Regions from separate parts of the Homo sapiens genome. Here region 2 is linked to region 1. The links are chromatin loops, found by intact Hi-C in ENCODE. Cell type or tissue: adrenal gland. All regions are shown on one strand. Links, peaks and the distances in the headings refer to the core of each region. The heading gives the core; the rest is flanking DNA. Region 1 overlaps CBX6 (chromobox 6). Region 2 overlaps DNAL4 (dynein axonemal light chain 4).

What was found. Peaks named below come from ENCODE experiments on the same cell type or tissue, not always from the same donor. Only the 100,000 strongest peaks of a DNase experiment are listed, where the experiment ranks them.
Region 2: a loop joins it to region 1, with 2.7 times the contacts of the local background. A loop is called at or near these places in 76 of 110 quality-filtered maps.

The regions. Positions count from the first base shown.
Region 1 is chr22:38,846,065-38,861,885 of GRCh38, forward strand. It overlaps CBX6 (chromobox 6), which reads right to left. Exons shown (of 5, transcript NM_014292.5): 5 at 15,358-15,821. Among named protein-coding and RNA genes, the nearest start is that of NPTXR, 9.9 kb to the left of the region's middle. RefSeq lists an enhancer at 13,508-14,387. In adrenal gland, for the core only: no CTCF peak of the experiment used is centred there; DNase peaks (open chromatin) are centred at 7,015 and 7,302.
Region 2 is chr22:38,763,533-38,779,353 of GRCh38, forward strand. It overlaps DNAL4 (dynein axonemal light chain 4), which reads right to left. Exons shown (of 4, transcript NM_005740.3): 4 at 14,976-15,821. Among named protein-coding and RNA genes, the nearest start is that of SUN2, 15 kb to the left of the region's middle. In adrenal gland, for the core only: no CTCF peak of the experiment used is centred there; no DNase peak of the experiment used is centred there.

The DNA of each region.
Region 1 (15,821 bases), core at 5,660-9,659:
CACCACGCCCAGCTAATTTTTGTATTTTTAGTAGAGATGGAGTTTCAATATGTTGGCCAGGCTGGTCTTGAACTCCTGACCTCAGGTGATCCACCTGCCTCGGCCTCCCAAAGTGCTGGGATTACAGGCGTGAGCCATGGCGCCCAGCCTCTCCCTTCTTCCTTGGCCCATCTCTATCCCCAGCATTCAGCATGAAGCCTGCCCAGGGAAGCTTCTCGGTGAATGTTTGCTGAACTAGTTCCTAATGCCACTGCTGGAGGCAGAGGAAGGAGGAGAGGACAGAGAAGTCCCAAAACTCGTCTCTCCTGGGTCCTGGGAGAGACCCCCCTTAATCCTAACACAGGATTCCTCAAGGGATGGGCAGAGAAGTATTCTCAGGGGAACTTCCCTAAAACTGGAATAGTTCCTATATTTTCCCTCTGAATTGTCATGACTCCTAGTTTTTTTTTTTTTAAATTTCTTCACTTTCATTCCATTCTTAGGCCAAGGGAATTCTGCCATATATAACAAATATAGGAATTCATTTTAGAAAATATGTTTTGAGACCTACATTGTGCCAGGCATAGTGCCAAGCATTGGAGAGAGCTGGGAACAAGACAAGCTCACGCAGTTTATATTCCAGTGGGGAGGCAGGCAGTAAACAAATGAATAACTAAGTAAACAAGTTAATTTCCAATAATGATGAGAATGACAAAGAAAAATCTTCAAGTGATGTTATAGAAAGTTACAGGAAGTAGGAAGGGGGAATTGGGAGGTGGGCAGTATTTATAAGGTGGTCAGAAAAGGCCTGCATTGGAGCTCAGACCTAAATGACCTGGGAAACCAGCCATGCAGAAGTCTGGGGAAAGATGGTGTGTTCTAGGCAGAGGGAACCGCTAGTGCAAAGGCCCTGGGGCAGAAAGGAGCGTAATATATTTCAGGAACAGAAGGAACAGAGTGGGGCTAGAGGCAGAGTGAGATGTAGGGGAGGGAGGAAGCTGGACAGGAAGGTGGGGGCCGTGTAGAGATTTACAGGCTCCGGGAAGGGAGTGGGTCTGACTCGAAGCCCAACTGGAGGGCTGAAGCACGGAAGTGATATCACCTGGACTGTGTTTTTAAAAGACCACTCTGGCAGTTGTCTGGAGACTGGGTTACAAAGAGATAACAGAGGGCCGGGAGCGGTGACTCATGCCTGTAATCCCAGCACTTTGGGAGGCCAAGGCGGGTGGATCGTTTGAGGTCAGGAGTTCTAGGCCAGCCTGGCCAACATGGTGAAACCCCGTCTCTACTAAAAATACAAAAATTAGCCAGGTGGTAGTGGTGCGCGCCTGTAATCCCAGCTATTCGGGAGGCTGGGCAAGAGAATCACTTGAGCCTGGGAGGCGGAGGTTGCGGTGAGCCGAGATCACGCCACTGCACTGCAGTCTGGGCGACAGAGACCCTGTCTCAAAAACAAAAACAAACAAACAAAACAAGAGGAAGTAGGGGGGTTACAATTGGAGGGCTATGCCTCCCTCCAGGTGCTTCTCCAAGTAATGGTGACTTGGAATTGGTGGTGGTGGAGAGACGTGGATGAATCTGTTTTACAGGTAGTGTTTGTCAGTTGGGTCCTCCAGGAAGCGGACACTGAGATGGGGTTGGAAGTGCAAGTGCTTTATTGGGGGTGATGTCCTGTGAAAGATAAGAGGGCCAGAAACAGAATCGGGCAGGGAGAACCTCTGACTTCGGTGCTGATCTAACAAAGTGTTGGCCACCCCGACAGGGAGCTCTGGGGCCGAGACTGCCCACGAGGGAGTTTTTGCATCAGGCACAAATGGCCTGTCTCTATGGTGCCCTTTTCACCCTGAGTCATTGGCTGGAAGTTGCCCCAGAAGAGCAAGGCTTCAGCTCAGAAGCTGAGGTGGATCATGAAGTTGGAGAGCGTCTGCTAACTGCCTCACCTGCTGCTGAGTGGCAAAGTTGTTGTTGAATGGAGAGCTAAGGGGGCCCCTCCCTGGCTGCCATGGTCCATTCCTTACACCAAGGTCCAGTTCTCCATACACGGTCAGGAGTAGTCCCTCCAAGGTGCCCGTGGCCTCTCTTCCTTAGGGACACCTGGAAGGGGGAGGTTAGTGGGAAGAACACCAGTGTCCGCTACTGCAGTTGGCCTCAGGCTGCAAGAGGCATCATGGATTCTTCCCCTGTCCATCTAATCATTCTCCCAGTCATTGTCTCTGCTGATAAAAGGGGAAAGAACATTCTTTCATTCCCCGGAGCCTAGGAAAGCCCGTGGTATTTTCTCAATAATGTTTTTTGAGGCCAGGCATGGTGGCTCACACCTGTAATCCCAGCACTTTGGGAGGCGAAGGCAGGAGAATGTCTTGAGCCCAGGAGTTCAAGACCAGCCCAGGCAACATGGTGAAACCCCGTCTCTGCAAAAAATACAAAAATTACCTGGGTGTGGTGGCACGCACCGGTAGTCCCAGCTACTTGAAAGACCGAGGCAAGAGGATCTCTAGTCCAAGGGGTCGGGGCTGCAGTAAGTTGTGATTGTGCCACTGTACTCCAGCCTGGGTGACAGAGTGAGATGCCGTCTCAATACAAAAATAAAAATAAAAGTTTTTTGAACTGAGATACACTTTTAAAAGGGGGGAGGAGGGAGAAAGAGGAATTGCACAGGGAAGGCCTTTAGACTGTAATAAAGTCATTTCTAAAAGATGGGTGATTGGATGCTAATTAGGTAACTGGCGGTTTCACCAGGCACATGGCAGAGCCAGGATTTGAACACAGGCTTAGGGTGACGAACTCATCCCATCTGGCCTGGAATTTTCCCAGTGTCAGCACTGAAATGCTAGCATCCTGGGAAACCTCTCAGTCCTGGGCAAACACGGACAGTTGGTCACCCTGGCTATCTTCAAACCCATTCTCCCACCACACTGTCTCAGTGCTGGTATGTATCACATAGCAATGAAACACACACGTCTTTCTCTTCCCTCGACCTCCATCCTTCCCTCTCCTCTAGCATCTCCCTCTTTCCCTGCTGCCTGCACACTGTGAGCTCCTCGAGGGCAGGGACCAGCTGCAGCACCCTCCTCTCTGTGACTCCAGGGCTGGCACTCGTGGGTGCTCAAACTCCCAGTGAAGGAGTTTGGGCAGATGGGTGGGATTACAGATGTGAGCCACCGCGCCCGGCCTCAAAAAACATTTATTGAGAAAACGTGTGGTACCTTTTGGGGTGTGCTTGTGAACAAAGAGTTCTTTTCCCCAGGGGGGTTGGTAAAGAGATTGGGGACAAAGAGAGTGTCTGTGTCCATCCTGAAGTCTCCATCTAGGTCCGGTCTCAAGACCTGAGCTGCCTCAGTCTCCTCACCTGTAAGGTGGAGCCAGTGGTACCTATGTATAGGATTGTAATGGGAAGGAAATGAGGGCAGGTGAGATGTGTGTAAAATCTCTCCCAGGGACTCAAGACAGGGACCATTTCCTACCATGCTACTGTGTGTTATCAGGGCAAGGCTCGGTACTTGCTATGCCTTCCTTATTTATTCCTAGCATATACTAGGTGCTCAATAAATGTTCCTTCCCTTCTTGACGCCTTTGCCTTTGATTCCCCGGCTGCCTACAGTGCTTACTCCCTAGTTGCTGTGCCCTTTCTTGATTCCCGTCCCGCCCCCGTTCTGAGCGGAGTTGGGGAATCATTCAGATGAAGGATCATACGTGTATTCAATCAACACACGCCAGTCTGAGGGCTTCCAAGTGGGGTGCAGGGCTCAACTGGGGCCCAGAAGTGTTCACACATCAGCAGTGGATACTGGGATTGGGAGCCCAGACCAGAGAGGAGGGCAGAAGCCAGGGAAAAGAGAGCTTTCCTCTCAGGGGAAGCCCAGAGATTTCCATCCAGAGTTTCTGCCTCCCTGGAAGCAGCAAAAGGAGCCAACCCAGCTTGCAGATTTGGGCAGGAAGCAAGGACATCTGTTCCCGCACAGGCTCAGGAGGGGCCGAGAACCAAGGAGGAAACGTGTGTCCACCTTGTGGGGGGCCCTTGGAGTTGGCTGGAAAGTGCGTGCCTGAGTCCAGGCCCAGTAAAGAAAGACCAGAAGGAGTGGCCGGCCAAGGATGCTGTAGGGGCGGGGTGGGGGTGCCCTCACTGTCTCAAGGGCCTCCTGCAGCCCCTGTTTGCTGGCCTATTCCTCCTGCCACTTCTTACTGTACTGGGCTCTCACCTTGGCAGCCCTGGAACTCTACAGTATAATCTTTCCATGTCACAGATGAGAAAATCAAAGCTCAGAGACATTCGGTCATTTGTCCTGAAGCCCCTGGTCTGTGGGGGTACCACTGGCATTTGAACCCGAAGTTGTCAGACTCAGGTTCCCCAGCTCACATTCTGACACTGCCCTTCAAAGGGTGTGTGGACTGGCCCCTGCTGGGTGAGGAGGCAGCCAAGTCCGTCCTGGGAAGCCCCCTCCTCCCCGTACTCTCCCCCTCCACCTCTGGAGTGTGTCTCAAAACTGCCACCATGGCCCCCTCCTTGGCTCACCAGTGGTCCCAGCACCAGTTTCTGTTGCACTGTCTGTAACTTGTGTTTCCCCAATGAGGCTGTGGACTCCTCAAGGCCTCAAACCTTATGTTCTTCATATGTGGGTCACTGGCACCCAGGGCATGTCCAGGGTACATTTGATTCCTCCTGCCCAATGGACCCTAAGGAATGGTGGCCACCTCTGCAGCTCCTCTAGGAAAGGCATTTTCAGGTGGCTCCCAGGGTTCTACAGCCACTGCACTTGGAGACAGGGAAGCTGAGTCCTAGGGCTCGGGGAAACTTCCTTTCCTCATCTGTAAAATGGGTATGCATAAACCTAACCTGCCTATGGTGAGGTAGGGGCACCTGAGATCTCACCTGGGTGGCCATTCGTGTGTGTCCAGCGAGGAATCAAGGGTGCCTGGTAGCTCCTCCTCAAATACCATCTGTCTCCTGATCTAGCTCAAGTACCCAAGGTGAGCCCTAGAAGTGGGGGGCAGGTGGAGAGATTCCACAGGTTGGAAGAAGGGACTACACATGAAGCCAGGGTGGGGTGGGCAGCGCTGCCAGCTGGGCCCCTCCCTGCTCCTGCCCGTCGAGCTTGCCAGCCCGCAGGCCCACCTTGGGCTGGGTCCAGGCTTGGTTCTTTCTCTTCTCTGAGGTTTGCCTGCCACCAGCACTAGCCACAGCCACTTAAGAAGACACCTCCCTCTCCAGCCTCCCACCACACACGAGGCTCCCTAGCTACTCAGCCTTGAAGGGGTGAGGGACCAGGAGCATTTTTTTTTTTCTCAGCTCCTTTGCAACACTACACTTTGGCATGGGTACTTGGTCTCCATTGTCCTCAGCTTTGGGGGTCTGGGCTGCAGGGGGGCAGCAGGGCTGGAGAGGAAGGAACGGATCCGAGTGACATTTCCACTAAGGGGTCAGTTAGTCACAAACGCTGATGGCTGGCTGGAAAGGAATGAGTCAAACACAAGGCCTGGGGTTCAGGCCCCATCAGGGAAGCAGATGAGTCAGGCAGCCTGTTGGGGGGTGCACTTTGCAGTCGGGAGATTGGTTTTAAACGTGGAGTTTGAGGGCATTGCATCAAGGTGGAGTGGAGTAATTGAAATATGGACTTTGAAGTCAAGGAGTTGGATTTTAATCCCAGCTGCACAACTTACTAATAGAGTCACCTGGAGCAAATGACTCAGCCACTCTCTCCGGCTTCCTTGGCTGCACCACGGGAGGATTTATGCAAGAGTGAAATGCGAGTGTGCAGCTCAGAGCCTGGCTCGTGTAGCGCTCAGCAGAGCTCCCTGCAATTCCAGGAGGAAGGGGGTATTACGATCCTTTCCCATTTCATAGATGGGGAAACTAAGGCACAGAACAGATACGCACATATTCCCAGGGCCCTGTACAGCCAGGCTGTCCAGCTCCAGTGACTGTGCCCTTAACCACGGTGCCATGCACAGAACGGTGTTGGCGTGGTGGTTAAGGATGATCGCATGGGGTCAAATCCTGGCTCTACCACTCCAGAATTTCTAAGCAAGTAATCACATTTCTGAACCTCAGTTCCCTTATCTGTATGTTGTGGGTACTGTGCTCTCTGGTGCTACGGTTAGAATATTTGTCCCATCCAACACTCATGTTGAAGTTTAATCCCCAGTGTGGGGGCATTGAGAAACGGGGCTCTTAAGAGATGATTGGGTCATGAGGGCTCCGCTTTCATGAATGGGTTAATCCATTCATAGATTAACGGATTAATGGGTTATCATGGGAATGGGGCTGTGGTTTTATAAGAAGTAGGAGGGAGACATGAGGTAGCACTCTCAGCCCCCTCACCCTGTGATGCCCTGTGCCACCTCGGGACTCTGTAGAGTCCCCACCAGCAAGAAGGCCCTCACCAGACACAGCCTCCTTGACCTTGAGCTTCTTAGCCTCCATAACTGTAAGAAATAAGTTCCTTTCCTTTACAAATTACGCAGTATCAGATATTCTGTTATAAGCAACAGAAAACAGACAAGGACATCTGGGTTGTGGGTATTTAATGAATTGGTTAGTGTAAAGTCCACTCTGTACGTGTTAGCTATCCTTAGAGTAATTCTGAGTTGGGAAGGATAATTAGAGGGAGCCCCCTCCCCCATTTTATAGGAGATGATACAGAGACCAGAGAGGGTGATTGACCAGGCTGAGGTCACACAGCTGGAAGAGCTGGGACTCAAGCCACTGTTTTCCTACTCACCTCAAGCTGTTACATGGGAGGAGGACATCAAGAATTGGTGAGCAGATAGCTGGGATGCCAGACTGGAAGTCAGAATTGTGGTCATATCTGGACACAGAGATCTAGAAGGTGTTTCTTCTTACTCACCATCTCCTTTAATCCAAATAAGCCTGCCAAGTAGGGGGTCCTAGTCTCCTTCCCAGCTGAGGAGCACTGAGGCCTGGAGAAGTGACCGAGAGGCTGCAAACCAGGCCGCCTGTCTCATGGACAAGGGTCTCTTTATGGTGCCTGAGTTTGAAAGGCAGGCAGGCAGGCAGATGAGCCCCCCAGAGGGAACCAGAGATGATAAGAGCAGAAGCCTTCTACAAGGGCACCACTGCACAGAGACCAAGCCGTGTGTGCCAGCAGGGACTGCCAAGGGAGCTAGCGAGTGACGATCGTTTTAATGAGTCCCCTTGGGGGACAGGGTCCACATTTGCCTTTTCCAAAGTGTGTCCTGTTTCCTTGCTCACGGCTGGGAGTATCTGAGCCTTTACCGAGAACTCCTAGGGATATCCAGATCTTCTCTGAAAGAGCCTGTTGCTGGCGCTGCAGTTTCAGGCCCTGAGGCGTGATAGGCAGGATAAGCTGGTGGGGGGCTTGTCCTTATTTCACAGGACTGAGGACCCCTGCCACCCGGCTTTGTTCTGTTTCCATCAGCCCACCCTGGCTCCGCACCGATGTTTCCCAGGCCCTTGTGTTCATAAAGGCTGATTGCTGGCGGCCGTCATTTAAATGGAGGCTCATGTCTTTGTCAAGCTCTGAGCTCACTCATCCTTTGGAAAAGACAGAAAAGACTTTGGTACCAATTTGCTCTAATGAAGGCCACATCCCTTCTAGAGGGATCAGAGGGGGACCTGTTCCCATCCAGCTTTAAGTCAGATTGGCTGTGCGCCCCCTGCGTGTCTGCTCGCTATTAGGAATGTTCACATTCATCTTTGAATCTCATTGTCCTAAAGATTTCAGAAGGTTGGGGAGGGAGCAAGATGCAGGGGAAAGAGAGCTCTGGGTTACTGTCCGGATAGATGAAGTTTTGGGTTTTAGTTATCTTTTTGCTATTGATTTTGTTTTGTTTTTCAAATTTTTAATCATAGTAAAATATGTTACAATAACAAAATTTACCATCTTAACTGCTATTGATTTTGTTTTGTTTTTCAAATTTTTAATCATAGTAAAATATGTTACAATAACAAAATTTACCATCTTAACCACTCTTTTTATTTTTTAGAGGCAGGGTCTTGCTCTGTCACCGAGGCTGGAGTGCAGTGTTACGATCATGACTCATTGCAGACTTGACCTCCCAGGGTCAAGTGATCCTCCCACCTCAGCCTCCTGAGTAGCTGGGACTACAGGCACACACCACCATGCCTAGCTGATTTTTCTATTTTTTGTAGAGATGGGGTTTCGCCATGTCGCCTAGGGTGGTCTCAGACTCCGAGCCTCAAGTGATCCACCCCTCAACCTCCCCAAGTGCTGGGATTACAGGCATGAGCTACTGCCCTCAGCTCCATCTTAACTATTTTTTTTTTAAATTTTATTTTAAGTTCTGGGATACATGTACAGAATGTGCAGGCTTGTTATATAGGTATACATGTGCCATGGTGGGTTGCTGTATCTATCAACCCCTCATCTAGGTTTTAAGCCCCGCATGCATTAGCTATGTGTCCTGATGCCTCCCTCCCCTCCACCCCTTGACGGGCCCTGGTGTGTGTTGTTCCTGTCCCTGTGTCCATGTGTTCTCATTGTTCAACTCCCACTTATAAGTAAGAACATACAGTGTTTGGCTTTCTGTTCCTGTGTTAGTTTGCTGAGGATGCTGGCTTCCAGCTTCATCCATGTCCCTGCAAAGGACATGATGTCATTCCTTTTTACGGCTGTGTTACCCATTCTTAAGTGTACAGTGGAGTGGCATTACATACATTCACATTGTTGTGTAACCATCACCACCATCCATCCCAGAAGTCTTTTTGTCTTGTAAAACTGAAATTTCAGGCCGGGCACGGTGGCTCACGCCTGTAATCCTAGCACTTTGGGAGGCCAAGGCGGGTGGATCACGAGGTCAGGAGTTCAAGACCAGCCTGGCCAACATGGTGAAACCCCGTCTCTACTAAAAATACAAAAATTAGCCAGGCGTGGTGGCGCATGCCTGTAATCCCAGCTACTCAGGAGGCTGAGGCAGGAGAATCGTTTGAACCTGGGAGGCAGAGGTTGCAGTGAGCCGAGATCACACCATTGTACTCAAGCCTGGGCGACAGAGTGAGATTCCGCCCGTCTCAAAAATAAATAAATAAGTAAATTGGCCGGGCACGGTGGCTCATGCCTATAATTCCAGCACTTTGGGAGGCCGAGGCGGGCGGATCACGAGGTCAGGAGATCAAGACCATCCTGGCTAATACGGTAGAACCCTATCTCTACTAAAAATACAAAATAATTAGCTGGGCATGGTGGTGGGTGCCTGTAGTCTCAGCTACTAGGGAGGCTGAGGCAGGAGAATGGCATGAACCTGGGAGGCGGAGCTTGCAGTGAGCCGAGACTGTGCCACGGCACTCCAGCCTGGGCGACAGAGCGAGACACCGTCTCAAAAAAAAAAAAAAAAAGTAATAATAATAATAATAATAAATTTAAAAATAAATAAATAAAACTGAAACTTCATACCCATTAAACACTAACTCCACATCCTTCCTCCTCCTAAGCTCCTGACAACCACCATTCTACTGTCTCTGTATGATTTTGGCTACTCTAAATATCTCATGTAAGTGGAATCATACAGTATATGTCTTTCTTATGACTGGCTTACTTGACTTGGCATCATAGCCTCAAGGTTTGTTCATGTTGGAGCATATGTCAGAATGCCTTTCTTTTTGTGTATGTGTATTGCCTTTCTTGTATGTGTATGTCATCTTTTGCTTCTCCATTCTTCCATTGATGGACACTTGAGTTGCTTCCACATTTAGCTATTGTGAGTAACGCTTCTATGAACATGGGTATACAAATATCTTCTCCAGACTCTGCATTCAATGCTTTTGAGTATATATCCAGGAGTGGAATTGCTGGATCACATGGCATTTTTAATTTTTTGAGGAACCGCCATACTGCAGCAGCTATTCTATTTTATATTCCTACCAACAGTGCACAAGGGTTCCAAGTTCTCCACATTCTTGCCAACATTTATTTTTTTAAATAGTAGCCATCTTAATAGGTATGAGTTGGCATCTCATTGTAGTTTTGATGTACATTTCCCTAATGGTTAGTGATGTTGAGTATCTTTTCATGTGACCTTTGACTCTTTGTATATCCTATTTGGAGAGCTGTCTATTCAAGTTCTTTGCCTATTTTGAATCAGGTTTTGGTTTTTGTTGTTGCTGTGTTTTAGCAGTTCTCTATGTGTTCCGGTATCAGTCCCTTATCAAATACATGACTGGCAAATGTTTTCTCCCATACTGTGGGTTGACTTTTTACTCTGTTAATAGTCTCTTAATGCACAAAAATTTTTAAATTTTCATGAAGTCCAACTTATCTATTTTTTTCTTAGTTGCCTGTGCCTTTGGAGTCATATCCAAGAAATCTTTGCCAAATCCAGTGTCATGAAGCTTTTGCCCTATATTTTCTTCTCAAAGTTTTTTAAAGTCTTACATTTCAGTCTTTGATTCATTTTAAGTTTTGTATATGGCATTAGGTAAGGATACAACTTCCTTCTTGTGTATGTGGATATCCAGTTTTCCCAGCACTGAAAAGACTGTCCTTTCACCATTGAATGGTTTTGGCACCCTTGTCAAAAATCATCTGACCATACATGTGAAGGTTTATGGTGGGATCTCCTTTCTATTCCTTTGGTCTATACGGCCAACTTTATGCCAGTACAACACTGTTTTTATCACTATTTGCTATTGATTTTTAATTAATTACACATGATCTGAGATGCCAATTTCTTGAAATTTATTGAGACTTGCTTTATCTCCTGCTATATGATATACATGACAATTTTAGGAAAACTTTTTTTTCTTTTTTTTTCCCTGAGACGAAGCCTCACTCTGTCTTCCAGGCTGGAGTACAGTGGCGCGATCTCGGCTCACTGCAACCTCTGCCTCCCGAGTTCAAGTGATTCTCCTGCCTCATCCTCCCGAGTAGCTGGGATTACAGGCATGTGCCACCATGCCTGGCTAATTTTTGTATTTTTAGTAGAGATGGGGTTTCATCATGTTGGCCAGGCTGGTCTCGAACTCCTGACCTCAGGTGATCTGCCCACCTTGGCCTCCCGAAGTGCTGGGATTACAGGCATGAGCCATTGTGCCTGGCAGTTTTAGGACATCTTCAATGCATGTTTGAAAATAACGTGTTGGGTGCAGGATTCTGTATGTACTGTTGGTTGTTTTGCTATTTGTCTTTGTGGCTTGCGTGTTTTTGTAATTTTGGATAGTGAGCTCACATTTACAATGGTTTTATCTGTGAGAATCCTGTGTGGCCTTTACTGTGGGTAGGGCTATCCACAGAGGCTTGCATTTGCTACTAGTAGCCACATGTCTGTGGTGTAACTCGCCCCAGGTTTTTTTCTTATATTAATTTCTATACTTGGGAGTCCTGGGACCATATGGGTAATACAAATTCAAACCTCAAATGTGTGTTAGTGAAGGTCTAGAGTTAAAATTTCTCAAGAGATCATTCTTTTCAAATTTTTTCCAGCCGAGCCAGAAATGAGACTACAACTTTTTTGTCTTTTCCCTTTGTGAAAGGGTGATTTTTCCCCACCATTTGCTTTTTTCATTGAGGATATGGGTCCAGTTTTATTCTGGTTCCAAATTTCTGCTGGCAAGGGTCCCAGGCCTTGTCTCCTATCCCTCCCTCCACAGGTATAAAATCCAAGCTCCTTTGGTTACCAACATTAGCAAAAGCCACCACCTCCCACGCCCATCTCCTGCCTCCCTTTGCCACCCATAGGCCCACCCTGTAGGACAGCCAAAGAATAAACACCTGCTTGTCACTGTGATTTTTGGCTTTTCTCTTTGTTTTTGGTCCCTGGGGATTTTTTTTTTTTTTTTAATCTCGGAAACTCAGTTGGGTATTTGAAAGAATGTTTATGTTTTACCCAGTCTTTAAGTATAGACAGAAGGTTAGCAGGACAGAAGGTTCTATCTTTTCATGCCTCAGACCTGGGTTCCATTCTCTCTGCCTCTGAGTGATTTTGCAGAGCATCCCCACCCTACAACTCTCAGGCCTCGCCTTGCACCTATCCAATGGGGTTAATCATTCCCCAGCCTCACCTCATGGGGGCTGCTCATGGAGATAAAAGGTATGAGATTGATGGGGTAGAGGCGGGCGGCAAGGGGCTGGACATTAACCCCTGGAATTTCCAGTGGCTTCCAGAGCTAAGCACCTATGTCCGTGGTGGTGCTTCCAGGATGGCTGGTGACCAGTCATCTCAGAGATGAGGTGCACTAAGGGACAAAGACCCTTCAGCAGATTTGTCCAGCAGTGCCTGGGTGGGCAGGAGCTCGCTCTGAGCCTCAAATCCATAGATGAAAATCCCTCCAGGACCCTATGGCTGATTTACTCCCAATGTGTCCCTGGAAGCTGTGTCCTCCACCAGGTTCTCCACCTGAGAAGAATGCACTCACTCACTCCTCTGCCTATACCACATACCCAGGTGCTTCTTCGAAAAGGCTTTTATACAAGCTCTCAAAGGCAGTCCCTCACCAAATTCTAAATATTCCAAACATCCCATCCACTCTGGCCACTTTCTGTTGTCCCCACTGCCTCAGGCCTCATTATCCTCGCCAGGGTCATTTCGAGTCTCGCCCTGGAGTGGCCTCTGTCCCTCCTGGGACTCCCTCCTGAGCTCACAGCTTCCCTGGCTGATGCTCAGCGCGTGTGGATGTCTGGAGGCCAGGACGGGGCCTCCCCCTGCTGCTTCCTTTGTGACCCCACCGCTGTGGATCAGGTGTCCTTGTGCTCGGCCTCTGCAGGCCACCAGGCCTTTTTGAAGTCTGTCCTCCCAGAAGCCAGCAGCCTGAACAAAGAGGGCACAGAATCAGCTCGCAGACCTGTTAGCTGGCTTGGGGGGGGGCTGGGCAATTTGATGTGGCCTCTGTCACCTCCCTATTCACTCCAGGCATGGCTTGACATGGACCAAAAAATTTCAACTTTTAGCTTTTAAAAAGCAACCAAGGGCTGGGCATGGTAGTTCATGCCTGTAATCCCAGCACTTTGGGAGGCTAAGGCAGGTGGATCACGAGGTCAGGAGTTCAAGACCAGCCTGGCCAACATGGTGAAACCCCGTCTCTACTAAAAATACAAAAATTAGCTGGGCGTGGTGGCATGTGTCTGTAATCCCAGCTCCTCGGGAGACTGAGGCAGGAGAATTGCTTGAACCCAGACCCAGGAGGCGGAGGTTTCAGTGAGCCAAGGTTGCACCCCTGCACTCCAGCCTGGACTACAGAGCAAGACTCTGTCACAAACAAACAAACGTAACCAGGTAATTTTGCAAAAATAGTCATCCACATCCCATCCCATCCCCCTACTCCTTGGCTTGCCCCACCCCTGAGCTTCATCCCACCGCTGACCCTTAACCCTGGGAGGAGGCCCAGGAATAGGACAAGGAAGGGGTGGGGGCCAGGCAGGCACCCCCCTCTCTAAGCCGAGTCAGCTCGCTCTCGGGCAATTGCTTGGTATTGCCCAGTCCTCTTCACAAACTGTTCAGTTCCTCGAGAAGTTGCCACAGCCTCCTCACTCATTAACCCTCAACTAATAAGGAGACTTACCTGCTTAGCAATGGCAGGACTTGTGATCAGGAACACGGTGACTAATTTCGGCCTGCACTTGCCTCACATGGGCTGCCCCATGTCCTCATTCCCAAGAGCTTGGGGTTCAGGGGCAAACAGATGGGGCTGGGGTGAATGCCGACTCCCCTGCTCCAATTGTGCCCCCTTGGACAAATGAACAAGTTAATGACTTCGCCTCTCTGGCCTCCTCTTCCCCATGACATCTGCTCATAACTCATGGGCTCGCTGGGCACGGGTTAGGGACATGGGCTAGGGCCAGTGACGTGCTCACCAGGGCTTGGCCGATAGTAGGTGCGCTAATAATTTGGGGTTCAAAAAAATAAGTACGAATGAGGGCTTTCTGGGAGTAGAACACCAAGGCAGGTGCTCAAGATGACAAGGAGGTGGCCGTGAGGTGCAGCAGTGGCACTGAGCAGGACCAGCCCTGGCTTACTGGCTGGCCTCCCCTGCCCTGTGGGTGCTTCACTGTGGGTCCCTTCCCACCTGCCTGCCCAGTGGCAGCCCCGTATCCGGGACAGGGACACACTCCCATTTGTCCTGCTGGCCCCTGCCTGGCCCAGGCCAGGCCCACTGGTAATGCTCAGAGGCAGTTGGTTGATTGCACTGAGCCCCAGGTCTACCTCTCAGCCGCTCCCAAGCCTCACTGTCCCAGCCAGCATAGGAAGAGGACTGAGCTTGGTGACGGAGATGATCTGGGCCTACCATGTGCCAGACACTGAGGTGTGGGCAGAGAGGGGATGAAGACCCAGCCCTGTCCTTAGGAAGGGGGAAGGACAAAACCGCAGGTCAATACCGAGGGAGGAGACAGGGCAGGGCCCGGGAGGGCAGGTGGCAGGGGAGGGGCTTCAGGCAAAGGGAGGCAAGGAGGAGGGGGGCGGGGAGGTGGAGGCTAGGGGAGACTTTGCACCTCAGCCATTTGCAGATGGCACACAGGCTGTGTTGAGCTGTGGGGGCTCTGGGCATTGCAGCCTGGAAATTAACAGCAGGGTCTGTCTGCATTGAATATCCCCAGCGCCGGGACCAGGCATGACAAGGAACTAGATCACACTCCTGCCTGCCTAGAGGCCGTGGCGCTGGGGCGGTAGCCTCCCTGACCCCTATGGCACTGGTGTGGAAGACACAGGGGGCAGGTGCAGGCCAGGATGGAGACTGGTGGACCAGGCCAGAGCCGCTGCCAAAGCAGAAGCGCTCAGGACCCCAGGCTGCAGGGCGGGGAGATACTAGAGAGGCCAGACAGGAGGTGGGGTGGTGAGGAAGGGGAGACCAGAGCGCTACCTGTCCGAGGCCTGGCAAACAGGTGGCCACGGGAGTCATCGGGAGCTTGCAGGTGGAACGCCAGGCACCTGGGGAAGGCATGGAAGTTTGCCTGGGGCTGCTGCTTTTAAGCCCACCTATGTGGGGAGAGGGTGCGTCACCTCAAGAGAGAAGGCACATGGCACCCAGAAAACAAACTCGAAGACCACCATTCTCATTATCCGAATGTGATATCGGACTTTATGGCACGGTTGGGTGCCAAACTGTAGGACCCAATGGCAAGAGCAGCTGGTGCCCCATTCCGGCCTGCTCCCTTCTGGGCTTTGGGGCCACAACCCCAGAGGCCCCTTCCTCTCTGCGGGTGCTGTGATTCCCACTGAGGGACAGGCAGTGATGAGACCTCCATCCTCCCACTCTCACCTACCCGTTATTCTCAAGGGTCCAAGAAGCAGCAGGCATCTCTTTTTCCCACTGAGGCACATGTGAGCTGGGGGAGTGTGGGAGATAGGAACCGGGAAGCAAGTGAGTGCCAGCGGTGGGACAGGGCTTCCCCCTCTTCACCTGTCACTGGAGGGACATGGGCCTGCTACTTTTGAAAAGCCAGTCACAGCTGGAAGAAGACACAGACACACCCCAACCTAGGGGCTAGGCCTCAGCTTCGGAATGTGACAATTTATTTGGGGGGTAAAAGAGGCTTTTCACCCCCCTTTCCTGGCGTTGATACAATATTGAAGAGCAGCAGAACAAACGTACAAGACAGAGTAATCGGCACAGACCCACCCCTCCCCCGGAACCGCCGAATCCAGAATGGAGCCCAAACCCACACCCCCAACTAAGCGTCTTCTCCACAGGGGGAGGGGCAGGGTGGACTGGGGGACCTGCCCCCCATGCTGGGGCGGCACCTCCGTTTTCCATCTCCTGCCAACCCCACTCTTTTCCCATCTTTGACCACTGGAGGCAAAGTTTAGCCAGCTGGGAGCTGGATGGTTGAACCACATACAAAGGCAACAACACTTCATTTTAAAAATGAGAGAAAAAAGAGACAGTGCCCCTCCCCAAATATAGAGCTATATAT
Region 2 (15,821 bases), core at 7,373-11,372, 81 kb before region 1:
ATTACAGGCGTGAGCCACCGCGTCTGGCCTTTTTTTTTTTTTTTTTTCACCTTTAAGCTCTGTTGGACTTGAGGGGAAAAGATTCTTTTTTCTTTTTTTTTGAGACAGAGTCTCGCTTTGTCGCCCAGGCTGGAGTGCAGTGGTACAATCTTGGCTCACTGCAACCTCCGCCTCACGGGTTCAAGCGATTCTCCTGCCTCAGCCTCCCGAATAGCTGGGATCACAAGCATGTGCCACCACACCCAGCTAATTTTTGTATTTTTAGTACAGACAGGGTTTCGCCATGTCAGCCAGGCTGGTCTCGAACTCCTGACCTTAGTTGATCCACCAGCCTCGGCCTCCCAAAGTGCTGGGATTATAGGCATTAGCCATCGCGCCCAGCCAGTCCAAGGCTTCTTGACCAGGGCAGCTGAGGTGGAGGCTCCCCCACCTTCTCTCATTTTTCATTATTAGCCTCGCGAGCGTGTTATAAACAAAGGCTGATTTTCACGCAGTCTTTGGGGAGTCCTCCTGTCTGTGAAGCAGAGTGACCCTGAAGGTCAAGCTGGCGACAGTGGGCAGGAGGCCTGGCTTGGTCCACGTCCGATGGCAACACTACTCCACCGGACAGGGGTTGGGGACACTCCTCCTTCCACACTCTTGTGCTGGAAAAGATGCCAGGCTGGGCAGCTGGGGAAAGAACCCCAGGCAGCTGAAAAACAATCCCGGCTTTGGCTGTTGGAAACACCCCCAGCTTTTTTTTTTGTTTTGAGACGGAGTCTCGCACTGTCATCCCGGCTGGAGTGCAGTGGCGCAATCTTGGCTCACTGCAACCTCCGCCTCCCAGGTTCAAGTGATTCTCCTGCCTCAGCCTCCGGGGTAGCTGGGATTACAGGCTCCCACCACCACGCCTGGCTAATTTTTTATTTTTATTTTTGTATTTTCAGTACAGACGGGATTTCACTATGTTGGCCAGGCTGGTCTTGAATGCCTGAGCTCGTGATCCACCCACCTCAGCCTCCCAAAGTGCTGGGATTACAGGCGTGAGTCACTGTGCCCGGCCGGAAACACCCCCTGCTTTTTAGTCCTTGGGGTGGACGATGCTGTCCCAACCCTCAGGAAGGACGCTGGGTATCGGGGCCACAGGGATCTCTAACTGAAGCCACCCTGGCCTCAGCCTCAGTGACCCTCTGCCCTGGTGAGAACTAGAAGGGGACTGTCCCTGCAGCAGGATGGCCACCCCGACCCCACCAGCCATGCCTCAGGTGTGGGAGTGGAACCTCGTCCACAGAAGCTGCCCCTTATGCGTTACAGGACCTCATCAGCCACCCACCTCTCAGAGGACAAGAGTGTTTGTGGGGTTACTACGAAGGTTAAATGAAATTATTTTTATTTCAAATGATTTTTAAAAAATCATTTAAAATATTATGACTTGGCTGCGTGTGGTGGCTCATGCCTGTAATCCCACCACTTTGGGAGGTCAAGGTGGGCAGATCACTTGAGGTCAGGAGTTCGAGACCAGCCTGGCCAACATGGTGAAACCCCATCTCTACTAAAAGTACAAAAATTAGCCGGGCGTGGCGGTGGGCGACTGTAATCCAGCTACTCGGGAGGCTGAGGCATGAGAATCACTTGAACCCAGGAGGTGCAGGTTGCAGTGAGCCGAGATCATGCCACTGCACTCCAGCCTGGGCGACAGAGCAAGATTGTGTCTGAAACATAAATAAATAAAATAAAATAAAATAAAATAAAATAAAATAAAATAAAATAAAATAGTATGACTCAATGAATAATCTGTGCCGCACATTTTAGCATCAAGAAGGGGTGGGGCTGAGTATCCCTGGGCCCTCCCCAGGCCTAAGACTCTGAGTCTGTGTCTAAAGTCCTGGGAACCTCACTTGTGGTGGTTCATAGACATCACCAGGTCATGGACGGTGACAGAGGACAGAACACCCCAGGGGAGGCTCTCACCTGCTCTCTCAGCGCTCAGGAGAGACGAAGAGGGGTTTCTGTTCACCTCCAGACACAGGTGCACACACACCCCACACAGACACATACAGAGATACACAAAGACATAGACACACATACATTAGAGACACACAGACACACTTGGATACATCGAAACACACACACACACAGACTCCTGAGGAGCTCTGCTAGGCCTTGGGACCTTGAAGGTTCCTGGAGAAAAGGTAGGAAAGGGGCTCCCCCAGGCCACTTGGGGTAACAGTGGGGGGCTCACCATGTAGCCCTTGCAGCCACTGTCACCCTGGAAGTGCTCAGATTGGGAAAGGCTCTGTCAACCTGGGGAAGGGGCCACAGGGGACTCCAGTGGGGCTCAGTGGGGCTCAGGGGCCACCCAATGAGCTGGGAGTCAGTAGCCCCTGCTCTCATCCAGTGCTCTAGGACAGGCTACAGGTAGGTGGGCTGGTTGCTTGCCAGCCATTCTGACCAACTACTCAAAGCCCAAACCTCTCTGAGCCTCACTGGCCCACAGGTAGAATGAGGAGGTGGCCAGACAGCAGTTTGCCAGAATGTTCCCTAAGATCTGAGGACAGGATCCCTGCCGACTCCCCCTACTTCGACTAGAGCTGTTCTGCTCTGGTTGACACACTGGGGTTCCCTGGGCAAATTGATTTGAAAAAAGGGATTCTGCTGCCACAGAAAAAACAACAACAACAAAAAAAAGACAACTGGCCTGGCCAGCTGCCCTGTGACTCACCCTGGCTTGGCGCCTGCCACCTGTATCCAGGATGAGGATGAGCAGCGGGAATCCTTCCGACCCAGGCACAGCAGGCGAGTCTGTCTCCCCCTAGGGGCAGCTGGGAGAGTCATGGGCATAGCTTGGCTGAGGAGCTCCGGTGGACCCGGGCCCACCCCAGTCTTGGGGCAGTGGTTGGCCAGGCTGGGCCCAGGGAAGGGGGATTGATGTCTCATAGGCTCGGGTCTCGTGGAAAGGCCGAAGGGCTGTCAGCAGACATGGCCCCATGTGCACCCTGAACTCAGGGAAGGATGTTGGCTCAGTCCATATTCCTCTCTGGGCCTCTGTTCTCCAAGAGAAGGGCATGGCCATTGACTGCTTTCATTATCTTGTGCCAGGCATGGGGTTCCCAGTGAGTGAGACCCCGCAGGGCTGTCCTCTGGTGCAGAGAAGAGGGATTTGTGGGGTCACACCAGGACTCACATAATCACGTAATGTCCTTATAGTCTCTTTAGTCCTGCTTCAGGTCGCTCCTCTTTTTTTTCTTTTTTTTTTTTTTTTGAGATGGAGTTTCGCTCTTGTTGCCCAGGCTGGAGTGCAATGGCGCGATCTTCGCTCACCGAAACCTCTGCCTCCCGGGTTCAAGCCATTCTCCTGCCTTAGCCTCCTGAGTAGCTGGGATGACAGGCATGTGCCACCACGCCTGGCTAATTTTGTATTTTTAGTAGAGGAGGGGTTTCTCCATGTTGGTCAGGCTGGTCTTGAACTCCCGACCTCAGGTGATCCACCTGCCTGGAACACTCCCAAACATAGCTAGCTGCATGGCCCATTCCCTCCCTGGCCCTCTGCTCCGGAGTCCCACTGACGTCAGGATACCCTGGCAGAGGGCAGGGGCACTCATGCTAGGCCAGGGATGGCCACTGCTGGTCCTGGGTGGAGGGGCCACCGCGGCACGCCTTCCACAGCCCCAGGGACACCTTCCAGACAGACCATGGGCGCAGCTTCACCTCCCGGGGCTTTCGCTCCTTTACCTGCTAAAAGTGGGGTAGTGACGTCTGCCTTGAGGGGCTGTGGATAGGCCACAGTGAGAACATGGCTCAGGGCTGTGCACATGCCCACCTCCCTTCCTCCCCTGGCTTCCTTCCCCAAACAGCCCACAGGCAGGCCATTCTACAGTTGGGGGAAATGGGCCTGGATCCCTCAAGAACACGAGGCTTTGAGCCTGCTCTGGACTTACTTGTCTGCTTGGCCACATTAGCTGTATGATCCTGGCAGCGCACCTGGCCGCTGTTTCCCCGCCCTGCCTCCTCAGGTGCACCCACAGCTGTACGCGGTTCTAGAGGGACGCTCCTGGGAGGGGGTTGTTTTTTGAGGAGGAGGGGGCGGTACGGAGCAGGCCAGGGTCCCTTTTCAGGGTGACTGTAGGCTTGCAGGGTGGGGTGGACTCTGTTCTATAGGTGACACTCCCAGCCACAAAAAGGATGCCAAGAGGGGCTGGCCCTGCCTGCATTTTCCCTAAACGCAGATGCTGGGGCCTGTGCATCCTACAGCGGGTAGGGAGCCCCCTTCCCCTGCAGGGAGCTCAGAACTGCCCCACTTTAGGCAAACCTAAGTGAAGAATCCGAAGATGCTGTGGAGGGAATGTTGGAGTGTTCCCCAGAGCTTCCCCATCCAATTCCATTATCTTATCCCCTGGGGGAAGAGGATGAACCAGTCACTCCCACGAGCTCCCAGAGAGGCACCCAGCATGGACAGCAGCACTGGGGCAATGAGATTTGGGCACCCAGGTGGGAGCTCTTGGAATAACCTTCTGAAAGGAGGGGCCTCGGAGTGTGGAGGCAAGAGCAGTGGGAGGAAGAGGTGGGTGATGATTGCCAATGGGACCACCAGGTCCCAGGTGTCTCCCTGGACAGGACCTGAGCACCTTCCCCTCTGCCCTCAGGGGCCCTGTGAGACCGGCAATACTGAGCGGCAACATGGGGTGAGCTCGGAGTGGGAAGAGGAGGAGCTGAAGCCCGCAGGCCTGCAGGTGCAGCGAGGTGCGGACCTGCCTGCTCTGAGGTGGCTGCTCTAGGACCTACACAGGTAGGGCATGCAGCAGGTGCTCAATAAATATTTGTGGCTGGGCGCAGTGGCGAGAAGGTGGGGGAGCCTCCACCTCAGCTGCCCTAGTCAAGAAGCCTTGGACTGGCTGGATGCGATGGCTAATGCCGGTAATCCCAGCACTTTGGGAGGCTGAGGTGGGTGGATCACCTGAGGTCAGAAGTTTGAGACCAGCCTGGTCAACATGGTGAAACCCCATTAGTATTAAAAATGCAAAAATTAGTCGGGTATGGTGGCAGGTGCCTGTAATCCCAGCTACTAGGGAGGCTGAGGCAGGAGAATCGCTTGAACCTGGGAGGGGGAGGTTGCAATGAGCTGATCACGCCACTGCACCCTGGCCTGGGTGACAGAGCAAGACTTTGTCTCAAGAAAATAAATAAATAAATAAATAAATAAATAAATAAATAATTAATTAATAAATATTTGTGACTGAAGAGCAGAAGGAAGTCAGGCCTGACTCGAAGCCACCACACCTTTTCTCACTTGGGCCCAATGAGTGTGAAGAGGCTGAGCCTCAGAGAAGGGTGAGGTGAGCCCCCCAGCACCCTCCCAGCAGGCCCCCTCAACTGCAGTCCTCCCAGTGTCTCCCCCAAGTCCTCCCAGGGCTTGGCCAGCCCTCCCAGTGTCCTCCCAGCGCCCCGTTGATGAGCCACGTTATGCCCACATGTGGCCATGAGAGGTCGCCCTGCGCCGCCGGCTGCAGCGAGACTGCGTGGTGGAGGAAGGAGCTCATCTTGGAGAAATAGCAGGATGCGGCCAGGGCAGGATTGGAGGATTGTATTATCCAGAGGGGCAGGGGTGCAGGGATTCCCAACGTTCTGCTGAACAGTGCACCGTAAAGGGGTCCCTTGGGGCATAGACAAGAGATGGGCCCAGGGAGGGGGCGGCTGGCCCCAGAGACACACAGCAAGCCCATGGCAGAGCCAGAGGGTCCCCCGACCCAGGCCCTCACCTCCTGGGCTTGAAGAGGGCCTGCCTGTGTTTGGGGCATGTCACAGTCAGCCTCAGTTGGGTACCCAAGACTTCTGGACTGCAAGGTGGAGATGAGGTCAGAGAGGACAGGGCTGGGGACAGGGAGCGTGGGCTGGGGGCTGAGGGGGGAATTGGCTGACCCGAGGCCACAGTATCCTCCCTCACTGGAGGTCCTGCAGGTCATGCTGGTCACCCCTGTTGATGTGGAAGTGGAGCTGGGTGGGGCCTGGCTTGGTGGCTCTGCCAACTTGGTTTGGACCTCACTGATCCTGGGTCCCCAGACTTGAGGATTAGAGCTGGGCCCTGCTGAGAGGTGGTGGGACCAGGCCATGCTGGGCCTCGCAGGTCAGGTTGAAGCATTGGGTTTTGTCCAGGGAAGTGGATAAACTGTTGGCTGGGAGGTTAGGCCACGCTAACCAGCATGGTCCCTCTGGTTATCATCAGGCAAGAAGTAAGTGGGAGCTGACTTAGGAGGCTGCTGCTCTCCGTGCCTATAGCATAGCTTGAGGCCCAGCTCCATCCCTTACTGGCAGAGCAGGTTACCGGCCCTCAGACCTGGAAGAAGGGGCCTGTGTTCCTCAGGCCTGGCCCTGTGGCATCCCTCTCCTGCAGGAGGCCCTTCGTGGCTCCCCACTGTGGGCCCAATAACACATGTGTCTCGCCCAGCCCCGTCTTCAGCGCTATGCACTCGTCACTCATAGCTCGTTGGCTGCAGTGCCCTGACCGCTCCTCATCTCCCTGGGGCCCACTGAAATCTCTTCCAGCCCCAACTCAAATGTCCCTTCCTCTGAGAAGCCCTCCCGGCCAGCCCTGGGCATCGAGGCCTCCACTCCTCTGGGCTCCCTGGCACTTCCGGCCCCTGGGAACTCAGTGGTCATGTTGGCCGAGTCTGCAGTCAAGGCCCCTGCGGGAAGAGAGCTGCTGCTGGTGGCAGGGATGGGCCGTATCTGGCCATTCCAGGGTCCAGCGGCAAATACAGCATTCAACAAAATGGATGGAGAGGAAGGGAAAAGAAGGGAGCCCGGGACAGAGAAACCGGCTGAGACCCTGTCCTGGAGCCCCTGAGCGTCTGAGCTGTACAGGCCTCACGCAGCCCCCTTGCTTCTCACTGCACTGGGGGCCGGAGGGGCTTGGCTCCAGCCCGGGTACCCAGCACTCTCCTGGGGTCCGGCCTGCTGGAGCCTTATTGAGGAGAAGACAGGGCTGGGCTCCAGAATACTCATTACAGGATGTGTGCCCACCCTGGACAAACCTCTGAAGACGCCAGCCCATCACCAACGTGCTACTGCCTTCTTCAGCTCCACAGGGTCCCTGTGCTGGGGCAAGGACCAGCTAGCCCCATCAGAGATGCCCCTCCCCCTGAATCCTTGAGGGCCTCCTTTCACAGTGGCATTTCTGATGTCCGGTGGGTCGCCTTTCCCTGTTCAGCACCCTGTCTCCATCCTGGCGCGTGCTCCCTGCCCCCAGCCCACCCTCCGGGAGGGAGCTGCACCTGCCATGTGGGTGCTGTTGCCTCCTTCCAAGCCACCCATTTCCGTGCCTTGCCTCAGCCAGTGAAGCCCACACAGGTCTGACCCCTGCCTGTCTCTCCAGAGGCATCTCTTACAGCCCCTCACCCACGTGGCCCCCTTGCCCTGGCTGCACCAAATGGCCTTGTTTTCTTTTCTTTCTTTTTTTTTGAGATGGAGTTTCACTCTTGTTGCCCGGGCTGGAGTACAATGGCGCGATCTTGGTTCACTGCAACCTCTGCCTCCTGGGTTCAAGTGATTCTCTTGCCTCATCCTCCCAAGTAGTTAGGACGACAGGCATGCGCCACCACACCTGGCTAATTTTGTATTTTTAGTAGAGACGGGGTTTCTCCATGTTGGCCAGGCTGGTCTCGAATTCTGGACCTCAGGTGATCCGCCTGCCTCGGCCTCCCAAAGTGCTGGGATTACAGGTGTGAGCCACCGCGCCCGGCCAATGGCCTTGTTTTCTAAAAATGTCACGCTTCTTTGTTTTCAGCACTGTGCACACACTCCTGGCTCCTCCTCAATCCCATCCTCTTGTATTGACCTTCAGCTCCTTCCTAGAGATCCAGTTCAAATGTCCTTCCTCTGGTCTCTGCCCCTGTCCTGGGCACTCTCAGTACCCAGAATGGCACTCTGCATACAGAGCTGTTCCTGTTGTCTCCTGCGTCTGCCTAAATGCAAGGTTCTCAAGTGTGGCAACCATGTCACACTGTTCTGTGTTACTGGCCCCAGCAGAGGCCAGCACAAAGAATGGGCTGAAAAGTTTGGTGAATCAATAAGTGGATGACAAGGGCATTTACTTAATAAACAATGATTGAGCACCTGCTGGGTACACAAGCCCATACCGAGCCTCGTAGTGGGTACTGTAACACGAAGCCCCTCAGCTGGGGCAAATGCCTGGAGAGCAGTCAAAGCAGGGAGGTTCTGCTCACCGCCCTGCCCCAGGGTAAACAGGAAAAGCTCCAGAGAAGCTTTGCAGGGCGCTCCTGCTGGAAGCACCCTCCGGAACATCTGCCCGGTGCCCCCTCGGCTCTGCCAGTTCCTTCAGGAGGCCCCTTTAGAGTCTGTGTACCCTGGGAACCAGAGTGAGTGTGTGTTTCCTCTGCATAGGGCCCAGCACCTCATAGGAGCCCCTGAATATTTGCTGAATGATGGCTGGAAAGACCACCAGGACAGCAGGCTGGTCCCCAGTTGCAGGCGAGACTGAAAGCTGTTGTCATGTCAGAGGCTTGTGAACCAGAGCAACTCCATCTTGAATAGGAGCTGGGTAAAATACGAGGCTGAGACCTACTGGGCTGCATTCTCAGGTGGTTAAGGCATTCTAAGTCACAGGATGAGATAGGAGGTCGCCACAAAATACAGGTCATAAAGACCTTGCTGATAAAACAGTTTGCAGTAAAGAAGCCGGCCAAACCCCACCAAAATCAAGATGGTGACAAGAGTGACCTCTGATCATCCTCACTGCTACACTCCCCTCAGCGCCATGACAGTTTACAAATGCCATGGCAACGTCAGGAAGTTACCCTATATGGTCTATAAAGGGGAGGCATGAATAATCCACCCCTCATTTGGTATATCATAAGAAATAACCATAGAAATGGGCAGCCAGCCGCCCTCAGGGCTGCTCTGTCTATGGAGTAGCCATGCTTTATTCCTTTACTTTCCTAGTAAACTTGCTTTCACTTTACTCTATGGACTCACCCTGAATTCATTCTTGCACGAGATCCAAGAACTCCCTCTTGGGGTCTGGATCCAGATCCCTTTCCTGTACAGTCACAGGCCTAACATGAGACCCAGAGCCAAACTGGCCTCTTACTTGCTGCTTACCACCCTCTGGCAGCCGCTGCTGATGACAGAAGCGTTATGACCCCCTCTGCGGCTGCTTCCCCAGAACCTCATCCTCCCAGTGACCCTCTGGGCTCAGCTAGCAAGGACTTCTTCCCATTTTACCCACAAGGAGAATGGGGCTCAGGAGACGAAGGGAGTCACTCAAGGCCACACGGCTGGCATGGGGTGGGGCCGGCGTTGGAACTCAGGTCTCACTGCAAAGCCCAAGCTCTCTCCCCGCTGTGCTGCCCTTGAACAGCACCTTCCCTTCCACGCATGGGTTCCACTTGTGTTGGATTTTCATCTTTTCTTAGGATCCAGGTCTAAGTGGAGTGACTGTGAGTCCCAAACGGACCTGAGGCCTTTCATAAGGGGCCTGGAAATTTGGCCGAGGGCATCAGAAGTCAGAGGACAAAGTTCAGCCCCTGACCCAGTCCTTGCTGATACACCTCCTGGAGAAGTCTTTTCTTTTTTCTTCCTTGTTTTTTTTTTTTTTTTTTAAGAAGGAGTCTCGCTCTGTCACCCAGGCTGGAGCGCAGTGGCGCGATCTTGGCTCTCTGCAACCTCCACCTCCTGGCTTCAAGCGATTCTCCTGCCTCAGCCACCTGAGTAGCTGGGACTACAGGCACGTGCCACCACGCCTGGCTAATTTTTATATTTTTAGTAGAGACAGAGTTTCACCGTGTTGGTCAGGCTGGTCTCGAACTCCTGACCTCAAGTGATCCACCGACCTCAGCCTCCTGAAGTGCTGGGATTACAGGCATGAGCCACTGTGCCTGGCCCTGGAGAAGTCTTTTCCATCCATCCACTCATCCACCTATCCACCCACCCATCCACTCATCTACCCATCCACCCACCCACACACCCACCCACCCATCCATTCATCCATTCATTCACCCATCTATTCATCCACCCACTCACCTATCCATCCACCCATCCACCTATCCACCTATCCACCCACCTATTCATCCATCCATCCATCCATCCATGGACCCATCCATCCATCCACCCATCCATCCATCCATCCATCCACCCATCCATCCATCCACCCATTCATCCACCCACCTGTTCTTTCATTCACTCACTTGCTAGTCACAATGCATTTTCGATTCATATCAGCCCGACCCAGTCATTGCTGATGCACCTCCTAGAGAAATCTATTCCATCCATCCACCCATCCACCCATCCATTCATCTATCTGTCCATCCGCCCATCTACCCACCCACGCATCCATCCACTCATCCATTCCTATTTTCATTCACTCACTTGCTAGTCACAATGCATTTTCAATTTATATCAGGCCCTGGGCTAGGCATTGGGGATGCACAGAGAGATAAGACAGCCCCAGCCATCGAGTAAATAAAGCATAGCAGGTATAGACACCATGACAGAAGATGTGGCACCGTGGGGACGCAAAGTGCCTATGTGTCATGGGTTGCAGCGGGGAAGGGGTTCTGGAGGAGCTGGTATCACTCTGAGCTGCTGATGTGCAGTGGAGACCTGAGGCCAGCTCCCATCCTGGCATGTCACATGTTCTCTATGACGCCATCTCCCTACTGTTAGGGGAGGGAGGAGTCGCATGGAAACTTCCAGGCTGCTTCATTGGCCATTTTGAGACTGGAAGGACAAACGCAGTGTGGACCCTGCTGGGTCAACAGCCAAGTCCTCCCACATAATTGCCATTGGGATTGTCTTTCTGGGTTCTGGTCCCAGCCACCTGGGGCCCTTGGTCACTGGACCAGGTGCATGTGTGTGTGTGGCCGCCCTGCCTCTCCTGCTTTGGCTCTGCAGGGGCCCAGTGCCTACAGGGGCTTAGAGATGATAACCTACCTACCTGGCACACCCCAGCCTTCCAGACTCCCAAGCCTCGCACCCAGAGTGGAGGCCCAAGGAAGGGATGGCCCCCCACAGCACCTGACCCAAATCTTTGATCAGCCCTTCCAACTTTAAAGCACACTCACATTCAGGGCCACTGTCTCCTGGGAGCCCTACAGTAACTTTGGGAAGCAGGCATAGCCGGAGCTGCGAGTCCTGTCTTGCAGGTGATGAAACTGAGATCTGAGAAGCGAAGTGGCTTGTTCAAGCTGGCAGGCAACCCTGGAGAGGGTTCAGAACTGTCACAGGCCTGCGGGGAACCCTGGCTCTGCCACTTAGGTTGTGGGTCTTCTCATCTGCATGAGGGGGACACTGAGGGCATCTCCTCACAGAATGGACGTACACATTAGGGAAGATGGGGTTGGTGAAATGCTTGGTGCTGTGCCTAGCACGTCTGAGGAATCTAATAGTTTGGGAATATTATTCAAAATGATTCGAGTCTTCTGCCTTCTAGGCGTGCTCTCCTTCCACCCCCACGGCCTTTCTAAGGATTGGAGATAGCAGCTGGCAGTGGGAGGTGGTTGTTTTAAATATGAGATGAGGAGAACGAAAGGAAATTAGGACAGGGTGGTGGCTTTTGTGGCTGCACTCTGACAACCCCCTCCCAAACCTGGACACAATCAGATGCTGCCTGCTTCTGCGCTTAAGGAGCTGAGCCTCTGCTGCACAGTTCTCACTCCTGCTGTGGGGCGTGGGTGGGGGACACTGGTTTGAGGGGGGCCCCCATAGCCCAAGGGCACACCCCCTTGCCTACCTGTAGGGTCTGTCCTCTGGAGAAGCAGGAAGTAGGTTAAACAAGATGCTGGAGTTTCTCTGCACCTCTTCCAAGGCAACATGAAATATTCACCAGATTTCTCCAAAGGCCCCGCAGAGAGCTTCAAAGCTGGCTGTCCCCGCGGCAGCACGCTCCCTTCCACAGGCGACACAAGGCCTCGTGACCAAGCCCTCACCCTCCACCTTCTCACACTGACTGCCTCGGCACCTCTTGCTCCCCACTCTTGGGAGGCCTGTGGTTCTGGAGTCCCAGCAAGGGGACCTATGGTTCACTCTCTCTGATCTGGCGGGGCACTCACTGCTCTCCCAGGCAGAGGGACAGGCCCTGGGGTTGGGGCCTGTGACTCCCTTTAGACATGTCCAGACAAGGTTTCCGATTTTTGCCCCACACTGACTCTGGCTGGGCCCAGCAGAGCGGACTGGGGTGTTAGTGGGGGGAGGCCCTCCTCCCCATACTGCAGATGGCAGCGAAGAGGCGGGGTTGGTGGCAGGCCTGTGGTCACTGCCTCCACTATAAATGCTGCAACTGCCGTGGAGGGTGCAGGGGAGGCCTGGCGATGGTGAGGGAAGCAGCTAGGAGATGGACGGCCCAAGGCGTGGCCAGGCCGCGGGGAGCCCAGCTGTCTGTGGGGGACGGGGCAGGAGGGAAGTGGACGGAAGGTCTGAGAATGCAGCGTGTGTGGAAGAGCAGGGACTATCCAGGCAGGCAGCCCAGGTTCAAGTCCCGGCTACAGCTGCTCCCTAGCTGGACCCTGGGTCAGACACTCCATCCTCCAAACCTGAGTTTCTCCATTTGTAAATAGCAACAGCAACCCCTAATTTGGAGGTCTGCTGAGAGTTACACATCAGGGTAAGCCCAGTGCCTGCCAAGTGGGGGAAGCCTCCTTCCTCCTGAGCCCCAGCAAACCCTTTCACCTTCAGCCCGTCCTCTCTCCCCACCCCCATATCCTCTCCCATCCACGGCCACTGCCCGGCTTCCCTGAACCCATTGTGAGCTTCCTGGAGCCCCCACTCTGCACGGGCGGCTGGTCCCTCAAACAATGGTGACTTCCCCCTCCCCACCCCCATCTCACCCCTTCCTGGGAAAATGCCAAGGCCCAGTTCAATGCCACCTCCTCTGTGAAGTCCTCCCCAGCCCCCTAGTGAGAGTCACTCTCTTCTCTGAACTCCAGATTCCCTGAACCCCGTCTTCTCTCTTCTGGCAAATGAACCTGTCTTGCTTTTCTGTTCCTGGGTCTGGCCCTCAGTAGCCTGTATGCTGGGTGGCAAGGACGGTGCCTTCTCCGTGGTCACGGACCTCTCCTTTCAGCCCATCATCAAATGCTTATTGAATGTTACGGGCAGCAAGGGCCCTGGAAGGCCAGGTGTCCACGTCTGGCATGGGTCTTGGGGAGTGGAAGTAAAGCCACCGGGGCCAAGGAAACCCCTGGGAAACACACCTGCCATGGTTCCGTCACCTGACCTGGCCCAACGGTGACCACACCATTGTCTGGGAGCAGGAAGGGGAGACTGTGAATGACCCATTTCTGGGAAGGCAAGTGAGGAGGGTTCTGCTGCAGTGACAGGAGTGACTAGGGTAGAAGGTTTGCTCGCCACCTGTGGTGCCACCGTACGGTGTGACTGTGAGGGCCAGACACTGCACAAGCCTCATCTCACTGAATCTCCACCCACCCCGAGGAGCTGGTGTCAGCACCCCGTCCACAGGTGGCAAGAGGAGGGGCACAGCGATAATGCGGTGCACACCTCGGGGGTGTCACCTGTTCCAGTTGCGGTCCCAGGCCTCCCGTCAACCTCGTGAGGTGGGTGCGGTGTATCCCCATTCTACAGACAGAGCCACTGAAGACAGAGAAGTTAGGAGGAGCAGGGCCAGACCCGAACCAGCTCTGCGGGCCTCAGCACCCACGCTCCTGCCACCCCCACCACCCTGGTTGCCGGCTGAGCCAGCCTCGCTTTTTGGCGCCCACGTGCAGCAGATGAAAGGAGAGAACAGATGCAGAGCGGGCGGTAATCAGCGCAGCTATTCTAGGCCTCGGCGCCTGCTCCCCACCTCCAGCGCCGGCCCCCGCCTCTCCGTTCACTCCCTTCTGCCAATCCCTCCGCAACACCCGAGTGGCACAGGGTTCTGGCCAGGGCAGGTCTGAGGCCAAGAAGCTGCCCCATCCGCCAAGTCCCAGAGGGCCAGGACCAGCTGGAAAGCCACCCAACCAGATGGTCAGCCTTGAGGCAACGACTGCGCCTTCTCGTTCTTGTCTGTCCCACTGCTCTTGGACCGGGTGCGCACACGGCAGCAACCTTCCCCTTGGCTGCATGGGTCTGGTCTGAGCAAACCTTACCTGCTCGCCATGAGGCTGCCCAGCCAATCTGTTGATGGATCTTGTTAGTGCTGGACGCTCAGTCTCACAAGGGTGGGACTGGGACTGGGATAAGGACAGGGCTTCAGCTCCCAGACCCATGTATCCTAGGGACCATCTCAGGAGGGCCCCTGTGTGCATGGGAAGGCGGGCTCTCCCCGCTCTCCCCACGCCCGGGGTGTTCACTTCTGAGGCTCGGATTCAGGGGACAACCCCTGAGGGGGCTTCACAGGCCTGCACGTGGCTCCTGTCCTCAAGTCACTTCTCATCTCCTGCGTTTACCCCAAGTGCCTTGGGGTAATGTCTAGTTTTCTGTCCTGAGAGCAGCCCTCTCCCTTGGTAAGATCCCGTTTTCTGTTCAAGCGTCGGCTGTCAGGCCTTACCCCACTGGAGACCCTGTACTCCCCAGGCTGGGCTTGGAGTCCCTCCTTCCTCCTGCCAGAATGCCCCGCCCTATCTTACAATGTTACTTTTCGTATGAGTGAAATGATGGGGCCCATGTCCTCTGCAGTGGACCGAGAGCTCACTGAGGCCAGACCTATGGCTTGTCTTTGTATCCTCAGCTCCTGGGGCCTGACCCTCAGTGGCTATTGAATAAGCATCTGTTGAACTGAGTGAAATTCTGTGGGCCTGAAAACATCTTTACTGTAGCTTAGTCCAGCTGCCAAGCGTATCTCAGTGTCCGTGTGGCCCCATCCAGCTGCACTTGGCCCCCAACCTCAGTGACCTAATGGTGAGAGGGGCCAGGCCATGTCCACTGGGGCTATGCCTGGGCCAGGGGCTTCCAGCAGCCTCACAGTTTAACCAGAAACATCTCTAGGTGCCTGAGCCTGAGGATACTGATCACACCTTCCCCTAACATCAAGAGACTGTAGAATGAGGTCAGTTTTTGGTCATTTTAATTGTAAAAACCAAGACATTTATATAAATAAGACCGCTGTGTAAAATACGATTCACCCTTCTACTAAAACCCTTTTCCCACACTCGAAAAGAACATAGAAAACCCAGCAGAGAGCAGTACAAATCAGCATGCGGTCCCTGATGCGAAGTCGCGGGCAGGCCAGGGTTCCCTGCGGAAGCAGCCTCGTGGTGAGAGCACTCCTGCCCAGGTGTCCCACCAGAGGCTCGGTGACCCCTCGAGAAACTGCCAGGTAGCAGCTCCCACACACCAGCCCCTGGCTCTCAACTGTACGGGTCGAGGAGGGGACGGGAAAGGCTGCTTGGTCCCCACCAAGGCTGGGGGCTGGGGGGGCTGCTGGCCCAGTGAGATGCAGTGGTCTGTTCAGCCTGGGGTCAAGTTGGGGGAAGGGGTTTCTGAGGGGTCAGCACCTCCCCAGAGGACAAGGAGAGAAGCTGCCTGTGTCCCTTGAAAGAATCATCTCCTTCTTGGGGCCATTTTCATATGACCACTAATGACAAGGACGGCCGACACTTCCCGGCAGTACTGGGGATGGCAGGGCAGTGGGGCTCCCAGGATGCAAGGGGAAGGCAGCCCTGGAGAAAGGGGGACTGGCGTGTTCCTGTGCGGAAGATCTCATCTCCCACCTCCTCTACCCTGTCACACCGCCCCACCCCACGTCTCCCACACAGACCCATGCCCGCTGCCCCGTCCACACCCTGAGACTCCGAGGGAGACGGTTGAGAGCCTGGGGATGGAGATGTCAAGTTCACACACTGGGCGTGGCTCAGGAAACTGGTACACAAAGACAAAAAGAAAAGACCCCAACT